Linked DNA regions of Homo sapiens: region 1 is linked to region 2. The links are chromatin contacts, found by Hi-C in ENCODE. All regions are on one chromosome and are shown on one strand. Each heading gives the region's core, a stretch centred on a gene start or an enhancer-like site at or near the end of the contact. The rest is flanking DNA. Distances are from core to core; before and after follow the strand shown. Region 1 has its middle 100 kb from the start of SPRY2. Region 2 has its middle 7.5 kb from the start of LINC01038.

Region 1 (5,340 bases), core at 451-2,950, 420 kb after region 2:
GGTCCCATCTGGGGGTGATGAGAGACACCGACAGATCATCAGGCATTAGATTATCATAAGGAGTGCATAATCTAGATCCCTCACATGCGCAGTTCACAATAGGATTCAGTCTCCTATGAGAATCTAATGCCACCACTGATCTGACAGGAGACAGAGTTCAGACGCTAATGCAAGAGATGAGGACCAGCTGTAAATACAGATGAAGCTTCGCTCGCTAGCCCACCACTCACCTCCAGCTGTGCAGCCCAGTTACTAACAGGCCACAGATCACCACCAGTACGTGGCCTGGTTTTGGGGACCCCTGGTCTGCAGTATTTTATAATTTAAAAAAATCTGAGCAGAACCTATTTGAGCTCTGGATTTGTCTTTGGATTAACGTTTCTAACAGGATTTATTGCTAAAAACAAAATTTCATGGACAAAGGATACTTGCAGTTGAGATAAGATTTTCAAAGGTTTTATACAAATCTACATAAATGTTAGAAAAGGATCTCTGAGAAAATTTTTAAGTCCACAAGGATTATTTCTGTGAATGTTTACGAATATAATTTTGATAAATATAAGAAATGTGAATAACAAAGATGTGCATGTAACCATTAGAAACAGAAAAAATGGAATATATATAAACAGAAAAATTAGCCCTTGTTATTACCCTAATTTTTTCATTGTCACAATCTACTTTGCTTTTATAAACCAATAGTTTTTATAAACCTTTAAAATTTGATATATAAATCTAAGACTATCTTTAAATATAGTGGCTATATTCTTGAATCTAGTATCACAAATAAAGAATATTAGATTTGAATTTTAGAGACTTAGAATAGTATAAGCTATATTTAAGAAGACATTTAAGACAGTTAACAGTATTTATAATTTTGTCTGGAGGAAACATTATTCTTAAGGTATTTATTACCAAATTTACTTAAAATGCCCCCAACATAAAATATTCTAGAAAAACCTAGTCAGGTTTCTGCAGAAAGTATTTAGTTTATACTGTAGCTACTATGACGGTTTGCACATTACATTTATTTAGGATCACATGCTTACTGAGATGTAAATTACTTTCACAATTTTTTTGGTCTTATTTATTTTTGCCTCTCCCAGCTTCCATCACTGAATGAAATCGAGGCATCAAACATTGGTTTCATGTATTTTTTTTGTAGCAACAACTGTAGAAATTGTGTATGATGAAAAGGTCTTAACTACTGCTTAAAGAGAAAAAGAAATTGTGTGGTTTATTTTTAAAGGGTGCACTCACACACTCACAAAGTAGTGGGGTTGAAAGGAGAGAAAAAAGAGTAAAAGTTCATTGGAACCCAATGATTTATTGGGAAAGGCTCAGCGAGCTCACATAAAAACCAAAGGGGGGAAGTGGTCGGACATTGGGTCAAATCTCCATTCACATGTTGTGTAATAAAAGGCTGACTGTAGCCTTTCAGCCTTGCTTCTAGTCATAGACAATGGCAATTGCAGAGCAAGACTAATAACAGGATTTAGCATAAATCCACCACAGGAAGTGAACAGTTGTACTGGCAAATAATTAGCCAGGAAACATTTTATAGCAGCATCAGGATGCGTCCGTGAGCTTTCAAACTCTCAATGCATTTGTGATCATGAAAACATAATTAGTTCTCAGCGATTGTAATTTTTGTGTGTGTTTGTTGTAAGATGGTTCCTTTCCCCTCCTTTCTTTTCACAAACAGGCCTTATTTTTCCTATCCTAATTTAGCAGCCCCAGTGAGGGTTTTGAAGTCTCAAGGGAGGGGTTTAGAATGTTCTCTTTTTTCTCCTGCTGATGCTTTTTTATTGCAAGGTGGATGGTGTTTATTTTGCACAGCTAACAAGTGAGTTCAAAGCAATACGTTGCTCTTGAACTTTTGCCAGATTCCCAAAGCTGAAAGCTCCCCTGCGTGGTAGAACCGACCTGTACTATCAAAGCCTGACTAATTTGCAAAGGAATGTCAAAATGACTGGTGCACTGCATTTTCCACCACCCGCTTCATTTGACACTTAAAGGAAAGCTAAGTGGGAGTGTAAAAGGAAGGAAATTCATTCAAGGAAGCGTACCTTATAATGTGTGAATTAATTTCAGAAGAGAATGAGAGCTCATTGCCGAGTACTTGCATTTTCATCTTCTGTGCTCTTTGTTGTAGTTACTGTTTTTGTAAGGGTTGCTAATAAACATTATGCTTCTGTTCTCACATCATCCATATTAGGAGGAAATGCTGTCATTAGACTTGGCTTTGAAATCCTTTGTGTCAAAGTGTCTACATGAAGCTGCTTCATCTGATTTAGTCACACCAGTCAAAGAGCGGCCTCATGAAGACAAACACTTGGTCCAGGGCGATATTTTTTTCGCCTTTCAACACTCTAAAAAATCATTTCCTCAGAACCAAGAGAATTACATATATGAACAAATATAAATTGTTTTTAGAGGAGACAAGACTGATAAATAAAGTCCTACACTTCACATTTAAAAGCATAATTCAGGGATGATATTTGAAAATGGAATTCAGCTCACCTAAAAATTACGCTGAAACAAAGGTCACAGAGAATCAGATCAAATAGGAGACTTTGATTTAATTTAGTCTAATTCTAATCTCTGTGTTCCAATTGCATTTTATAACCTCGAATTTTATTTAAAACTTATATTGAAAATATGACATTGACATATTCACCCAAATAAGTTCATCTGCAAATCATTTCTTTAAGCATTGACCCTAAAATTTCATTACTATTTCTGATTGTTTTCCCGGGGAGTTTGCTGTGATTTATATAAATTGCCATTGTCATCAGCCAGGTGAACAGAAACCTTACCTTCAAAATTGTTTTCCTTGCTTGAGTTTTGACCATGAATTTCTTAATGTTCCCTTCTACCTAAAACTGAACTCCATATCTCAGCATGGTTTTGACCACTAAATGTGTACCTTATCTCTGTTACCAAAATCTGAGGTAATCTGGCAATGCGTCAGTTACTTGGAAGTGAGCTACTAAGGTACAGTCATGTAGTAGTTGTCTAAAAAGTGAGTGAACGTCAAACTGAAGGCCATGCTGCTAAAGGATGAAGGCCAGAGTCACATGGATCCAGGTTTGCATTACAGCTTTAGCACTTACCAGTTCTATGGCCACTGCTAATTAATTACCTTTCAAAGGCTTAGCTTCCTCATGTGTAAAATGAGGCTAATTTTACCACCTAACCTGTGGTTTATTGTCCTCCGTACTGTGAATGTCAAACAATAAACACTTAATAAATGTTATCTATTACAAAATCAAAGCAGTTTGGAAATAATATGCTGCAAGAATCAGGAATTCCTTCAAGTGGGCTTAAAATATAGGAAATATGGCCAAGCGCGGTGGCTCTCGCCTGTAATCCTAGCACTTTGGGAGGGTGAGTCCGGTGGATCACCTGAGGTCAGGAGTTCGAGACCAGCCTGGCCAACATAGTGAAACCCCGTCTCTATGAAAATACAAAATTCGCCACATGTGGTGGCATGCTCCTGTAACCCCAGCTATTTGGGAGGCTGAGGCAGGAGAATCACTTGAACCAGGGAGGCAGAGGTTGCAGTGAGCTGAGATCACGCCATTGCACTCCAGCCTGGGCAACAGGAGCGAAACTCTGTCTAAAAAAAAAATAAAATTATATACATATATATATATACACATATATATGTATATATATATGTGTATATATACACTTATATATATACATATATATATACACATATATATGTATATATATACATACATACATGAAATATATTATGGAACAAAAAATCTGGAGGTAAGGAAAACTTCAAGTTTGGTATCATCAAATTTCCAGCTTTGTCTTGCAATGTTCTTGGTCTTTCCTGAGTTAGTTGTCTTCAGGATAGTGCCTCTCATAGTTGCAAAATAGCTGCCAGCAACAACCAGGACAACCCATGTCTTTGTTGAAATCTACCAGAAGAGAGAGGGGAGGAAAGTGCTCTTCAACCATAAAACTCTGTGCAGTATGACTGAGAAAAACTTAAGCTCCATACCCATCATATGTGTCATGATGGCAGACACCAGAGAAATATTTTGCCCTGATTGTCTTAAGCTTGGTTGTCAGAGCTAGTTTCTAGCATGGGAGAAGAAATTTCTTTTTTCTTTTTTCTTTTTTTTTTGGTTTGTTTGTTTGTTTTGAGACAGAGTCTTGCTCTGTTGCCAGGTTGGAGTGCAGTGGCACCATCTTGGCTCACTGTAACTTCTGCCTCCCAGGTTCAAGCTATTCTCCTGCCTCAACCTCCCAAGTCGCTGGAACTATAGATGCCCGCCACCATGCCCAGCTAATTTTTTTTTTTTTTTTTTTTTTTTGAATTTTAGTAGAGACAGGGTTTCACCATGTTGCCCAGCTTGGTTGTCTAACTGAGCTCAGGCAATCTGCCCGCCTCGGCCCCGCAAAGTGCTAGGATTACAGGCATGAGCCACTGTGCCTAGCCGGGAGAAGAGATTTCTTTTTTTTCTTTTACTTTCTTTTCTTTTCTTTTCTTTCTTTCTTTTTTTCTTCTTTTCTTTCTTTGTTTTCTTTTTTTTCTTTTCTTTTCCTTTCTTCTTTTCTTTTCTTTTTCTTTTTTTTTTGAGACAGAGTTTCACTATTGTTGCCCAGGTTGGAGTGCAGTGGTGCAATCTTGGCTCACGGTGACCTCTGCCTCCTGGGTTCAAGCGATTCTCCTGTCTCAGCCTCCCGAGTAGCCAGGATTACAGGTGCATGCCACCATGCCCTGCTAATTTTTGTATTTTTTAGTAGAGACGGGGTTTCATCATATTGGTCAGGCTGGTCTTGAACTCCCGACCTGAGGTGATCCGCCCTCCTTGGCCCCCCAAAGTGCTGGGATTACAGGCGTGAGCCACTGCGCCCAGCCAGGGAGAAGAGATTTCTATGTTTGATCTATACCATTGAGGATCTCACCGTAGAGCTGAATTGAAAGTCATCTTCCCCTGAGTCATATGGGCTAGATGCAGAAGGATGGATGCATAGACAGAGTTGGGGTATTGTTAGGAAGGTTGAAAAAAGTTGTGGGGGTCTATTAGTCAGGGTCGCAGAAGAAAAGAAATGGCGCATTCAAACTGAATAGTTAGAGTTCTAATCACAAAGGTAAGGGCAGAGTTACTTCTATTAGTTACAACAACCAGGAATTGTTACCAAGCCTAAACCTGAAGGGGTAGGGGAAGAAGTAGTTAGCACAACCCAGGAATAAAATGACTGTGAATGAGGACACCTGATAGGATTGTGACCTTTATCAGGGGACTCAACCAGTCCCCCAGCCATCTTAAACAACTTTACTGGGGATATTTCAAGGATTGTTGGGGTATCACTCTC
Region 2 (5,243 bases), core at 1,726-4,225:
TCATTATTTAGGAGATGGGTTCACTGAACAACTAGACTTCACCACTGTGGAATGTATGCATCTAAGAAATCTGCACTTGGCCGGGTGCGGAGGCTCACACCTATAATCCCAGCACTTTGGGGGGCCGAGGCAGGTGGATCACCTGAGGTCGGGAGTTCGAGACCAGTCTGGACAACATGGCAAAACCCTAAAATGTCTCTACTAAAAATACAAAAATTAGCTTGATGTGGTGGTGCGTGCCTGTAGTCCCAGATACTCAGGAAGGTGAGGCAGGAGAATCACTTGAACCCAGGAGGTGGAGGTTTCAGTGGGCCGAGATCACACCACTGCACTCCAGCCTAGGTAACAGGGCAAGACTCCATTTAAAAAAAAAAAAAGAAAAGAAAGAAAAAAATCTGCACTTGTACCTCCTAAATCTATAAAAATAAAAAATTAAGAAAAAACAGCTTTGAGGTAGTTCTATCATTACCACCATTTTGCAGATGAGGGGCTGTGGTGCAGAAAGCTGGACATGGGTTTCAGGTCACAGATCTTAGAGACTGCACAGCAAAGATTCAAATCCAGAGGAGTCTGTCTTCAGTCTGAGCTCTTGACCGCCATGTCTTACCAGTGGTCTGTCAATCTTGGCTTAAGTAAACAAATGCATTCTCTTTTCCTTCCTTCATCTCATCCTTCAGTGCCTACCAATGCCCCTCTCCTGATCTGAAAAACAGATCTGCTTTTCTGCCTGCTCCTCAGTCTATCCTCAAAGGCCTGGGCCAGCAGTGTGCATAGAGTCTGAAAAGGCATCACACAATGTGCCTTTGGCTCCCAGGTGGCAGCCCACTCACCTGGGCTGATGGCTCAGTGTGACTGGGATTTGGGTGTGATGGGGGATGAACCAATTTGGGGGGAATTAGTTGGCAGTGCCAGGCTACGATATTTGGGAGCTTACGAACAAGTGGGCCATGACAGTGTCTCTCACAGCTACGCTTGGAATAAAAGCAAGTGAGGAATGTGCTGAGTGTGCATTACCCAGCGTGGACGGAGCCCTCTCAGTCTACCCTCAAGGCCATTTTTTGTGCACACACACCCCACCCCCCACCCTCATGGGATTCAGGGCACTCTTGTCTCACCTACAACAGTTCTGTCATCACAAAATCTGCTACTAAGATTTTATTTGCAAGGCTTAGGTTTGGGACTTTCTGGGGCCAAAATATTTCTATCGTTTTTCACTTCTTAAAGGCTAGACAGAGCGGACTTCAAGCCTACTCTCTTGATCTGTTATTTTGCTCTTAGTGATCTGTTTAGGTTTTTCTCTGTGGGTAATTGTGCGATGTTTTAAAGATGCCTGAAGGCGTCTTGACCGTGACTTGATAGGGTCTGACTTCAGAGGGTCTCATAGTCTCCCTGAGTTCTTTAAAGGCTCTAGTAACTGGTAGAGTCTTAAAAATATGCAGCCATTTCTCCAAAGCTTGCCTATTGGTTTGGGAGCATTTTAAATGGCAGATGCTTTTGATCCACCTTTCTTCTGTCTCTGAGATGACTCCCACCCACTGCACGTGGTCTATGCACAGGTTATCAAACCGGAATTGACCTCCCCACAGAGAAGGGAGGTTAAAAAAAAAAAAAAAAAGACACGGAAATCCTCTTTCTTTTTATTGTTGTCCACTATTACTCACCTCATATAATAAACGGGCAGCTCTTTCTTTGGTCTTCCCCTTGAGGCTGCTGTATTTAAAAATCTAAAGAATGCAAAGAATGCTTACTGTGAACTATAAGAGTATCTTTCAGCCACAAATGCTCTTGCCACCTCTTAGCTTCCAGGCAAAGATACACTTGTAAGGGAAAGGCAGCCAGAAGTATGGGGGCCTGAGGTGGGGGTATATGTGGGGGCTGAGGGTTGATATTAATGGAGTTTGTTCTCCTTTTCTCCCTCAGACAGGCTTTATCATTTTCTGTCTTGAAAAATTACTAAGTAGCATTTGAAATAAACTCCCCCAGGGAAAATGACATGGATATTGTGAATTTTAAGTAAAAATCACTTTCTGCCTCTCTGCATGATTAATTCTTCTTCATATCTTCTTTTCCAAATATCGTGTTAAAAACAGTATTGCGTTTACATATAGTCTTAAATAACCATGGTTAATAGCAGAAGAAAGATAGTTCTTTGTCTGACTAAAGCAAGTAACTTTTTCAGTGCAAAGTATCAGTTGTAGGGCTGGAGACAGTGGAAGTTGCTGTTCTGCCCTCTGTTTCTAGAAAAATAAAGTTTTTCTGAGACTAAAAAGGAAGCAAAGGACACAATTCTGAAAGGAGGAAAGTTTTCCTATTGATGATTAGGACTTTAACTTTACCCTGGAAATAATGAGCTTGGTTCTTTCTTTTATCCTCAGGAAGACTTAAGAGATACCTTAAGTTTGTTTTGCCCCTTTCTTCTTTCAGAGATCCTGCACTTCACTATACTAATGCCAACGTGGGGAGAACTGGTTTCTTTACAACCCAGAGAGCCCAATGGAAAGTGGTATTCTTTGTCTCCGCAAAACTAAAATAACAAGTGTTTCTTGCAGGTAATAAGGCACAAGTGTAGGCCACACAGAAACGGTGACCCAATCTGGGCACAAATGGGACTCTTTGCCATTTTAGGATGTCGTGTTGGAATTTCAAAGAGCTGAAACCAAGGTCAGAGCTGGTCATATTTAGGAAACAATCCTCTAACAACCTTCGCTTTGCCTGACCTGTTTCACGTAGTATAGTCCAGATTCATTTGTTTCCACTTCCTTGCCTGGAATGCCTTCCTTTCCTTTAATGAGTTTGAGTCTGGTCCTTTCTTCCAATATGCTGCTCCAGTTTTACCTACTTGCAAAAGCCTTTCAAAGTTTCCAATTCCTAGTCTCGAGGGATTGCCTTTTTCTCTGGATTCCTATGCCCCTTGGATCTCTAGTTCATGCATTCAGCCAGTCATTCATGATGTTCCCTCTCTCTGGGATGCTCTTCTCCCAGGTCTTTGCATGGCTGGCTTCTTCTCACTCAACTGAAATGCCACTTTCAGTTTCCCTCACTACCATTCTAAAGTAGGAGCCTTTTCTGTATATTCAGAGACTGTTGAGTTGAGACAGATCTGAAGATGGAAGATACTAGATCCACACCCGTTAGTGTAAGAAACAGAGAAATTTCCTGGAAATTTCTGGTGGCTAAAATATGTGAGATGCAAATGTGTATTTTAAGGATGGTAGTTTAATGTGAATAAGCAGGAAAGACTGTGTGTTTAGCTCATATTAATCTCTGGGGTCTTCCCCTAGTTGTTCTCTGGATGAGGTTTCTTAGTATTGAGGATTGACAGAGGGTGTACCTAACCTGAAGAAGTAAGGAAAGTAAAACCTTAAATGCCAGTAAACATCATACAGTTTAGGTTGAAAAACTCTTGTAGCTCATTAAAAGGGTTCACAGGAAGGTTTCAAAAGCAGGGTATTGAACCAGAAATGTAGGTCTGGGGAAATGAAACCTAAGTGTAAGATAAATGGAAGTGAGAAGTAGAAATAGGAATTAGAAAGAAAGTAGTGTGAAAATGGAATAGCTATGGGAGAAAATTGTTTACAGTGCCATTGGGGTGCACATCCTACTTTTGTAAAGAAAAGTTTAAAATAACATCTTTATTAACATATAGTTCACATATCATATAATCACCCATTTAAAGTGCACAATTCAAAGGTTTTTAGTATATTCACAGATACATGTCACCATCACCACAGCCAAAATTAGAACATTTTTATCACCTCATAAAGAAGCCCCATATTTTTTAGCTACTACCCCCCATCCCTCCTATCTCCAGACAAACACTGAAGTGCCTTCTGTCTTTATGGATTTGCCTGTTCAGGATATTTCATGTAAATGGAATTATATAATACATAGTCTTTGTCTTATGTAATTTCCTTCTTTCCCTTAACATAATGTTTTCAAGGTTCATTCGTGTCAAAGCGTGTGGTAGTACTTCCTCTTTTTTTTTCTTTTTTTTTTTTTTTTTGAGACAGAGTCTCACTTTGTCGCCCAGGCTAGAGTGCAGTGGCATGATCTCAGCTCACTGCAACCTCCGCCTCCCGGGTTCAAGCAATTCTCCTGCCTCAGCCTCCCGAGTAGCTAGCATTACAGGCCTGCTCCACCATGCCAGGCTAATTTTTTGTATTTTTAGCAAAGACGGGGTTTCACCATGCTGGCCAGGCTGGTCTCTAACTGCTGACCTCGTGATCCACCCACCTCGGCCTCCCAAAGTGCTGGGATTACAGGCATGAGCCACTGCGCCTGGCTGCAGTACTTCCTTTTTATGGCCAAATAATGTTTCATCGTATGGATGGATGTATAATGTTTTGTTTGGTCATTGATCAGTTGATAGACATTTGGGTTGTTTCTACCTTTTGGCTATTATGAATAATGCTGGTATAAATATTCATGTATGGGTTTTTGTGTGGATGTATGTTTTCATCTTCCCTGGTAGATATCTAGGAGTAAAATTTTGAGTCACATGGTAACTCTATGCTTAACCTTCTGAGGAGCTGCCAGACTGTTTTACACAGTAGCTGCACCATTTTCCATTCTCACCAGCAGTCTGTAAGGATTCTGATTTTTCCACATCCTTGTCAACACTTGCTCTTATCTAACTTTTTGAGTATAGATATCCTGGTGGGTGTGAAATGGCATCGTGTTGTCGTTTTGGTTTTGATTTCTCTGATGACTAATGACATCAAGCATACTTTTATACATTTATGACTTCTTTGGAGAAATGTTTATTCAAATCTTTTACCCAATTTTTAAAATTAGGCTTTTATTATTTTTATTATAGAATTATATGAGTTCTTTATATATTTTAGATGTAAGTCTCCTATCAGATATATGATTTCAATTTTTTTCTCTCATTCTGTGGATTGTCTTTTTACTTTCTTGACCATATTCTTTGAAGCAGAAAAGCTTTAATTTTGATGAAGTCTATTGTTTTGGACTATTTTTTCTTTTTCTGCTCATGCTTTTGGTGTCATAACTAAGAATGTATTACCAACTGCAAGATCACAAAAATTTACCTCCATATTTTATTCTAAGAGTTGTATTGTTTTCACTCATATATTTAGGTGTTTGACTCCCATTGAGTTAATTTCTATATATAGTGTAAGTTAGAGGTTCGATTTCATTCTTTGGCATGTGGCTACCTTGTTGTTCCAGCATCCTTTGTTGAAAAGATCGTTCTTTTCTCTTTAAAAAGCTTGGAACGCTTG

The links. Hi-C counts contacts between places; a loop is a spot of excess contacts on that map. Pooled maps may share reads with other maps.
Region 1: a map with no recorded cell type shows a loop between it and region 2 (2.5-fold over the local background). The contact joins two enhancer-like sites. A Hi-C loop is called at or near these places in 1 of 168 maps with a recorded cell type or tissue (A673), 1 of 37 single-sample maps with no recorded cell type and 2 of 50 pooled maps.

What each region holds. Positions count from the first base shown.
Region 1 is chr13:80,233,876-80,239,215 of GRCh38, forward strand. No RefSeq gene overlaps it. Among named protein-coding and RNA genes, the nearest start is that of SPRY2, 100 kb to the right of the region's middle. Within about 2 kb of position 1,701, at least 6 of the 41 ENCODE cell types and tissues checked have a DNase peak (open chromatin) inside an H3K27ac peak, as active enhancers do.
Region 2 is chr13:79,809,221-79,814,463 of GRCh38, forward strand. No RefSeq gene overlaps it. Among named protein-coding and RNA genes, the nearest start is that of LINC01038, 7.5 kb to the left of the region's middle. Within about 2 kb of position 2,976, at least 4 of the 41 ENCODE cell types and tissues checked have a DNase peak (open chromatin) inside an H3K27ac peak, as active enhancers do.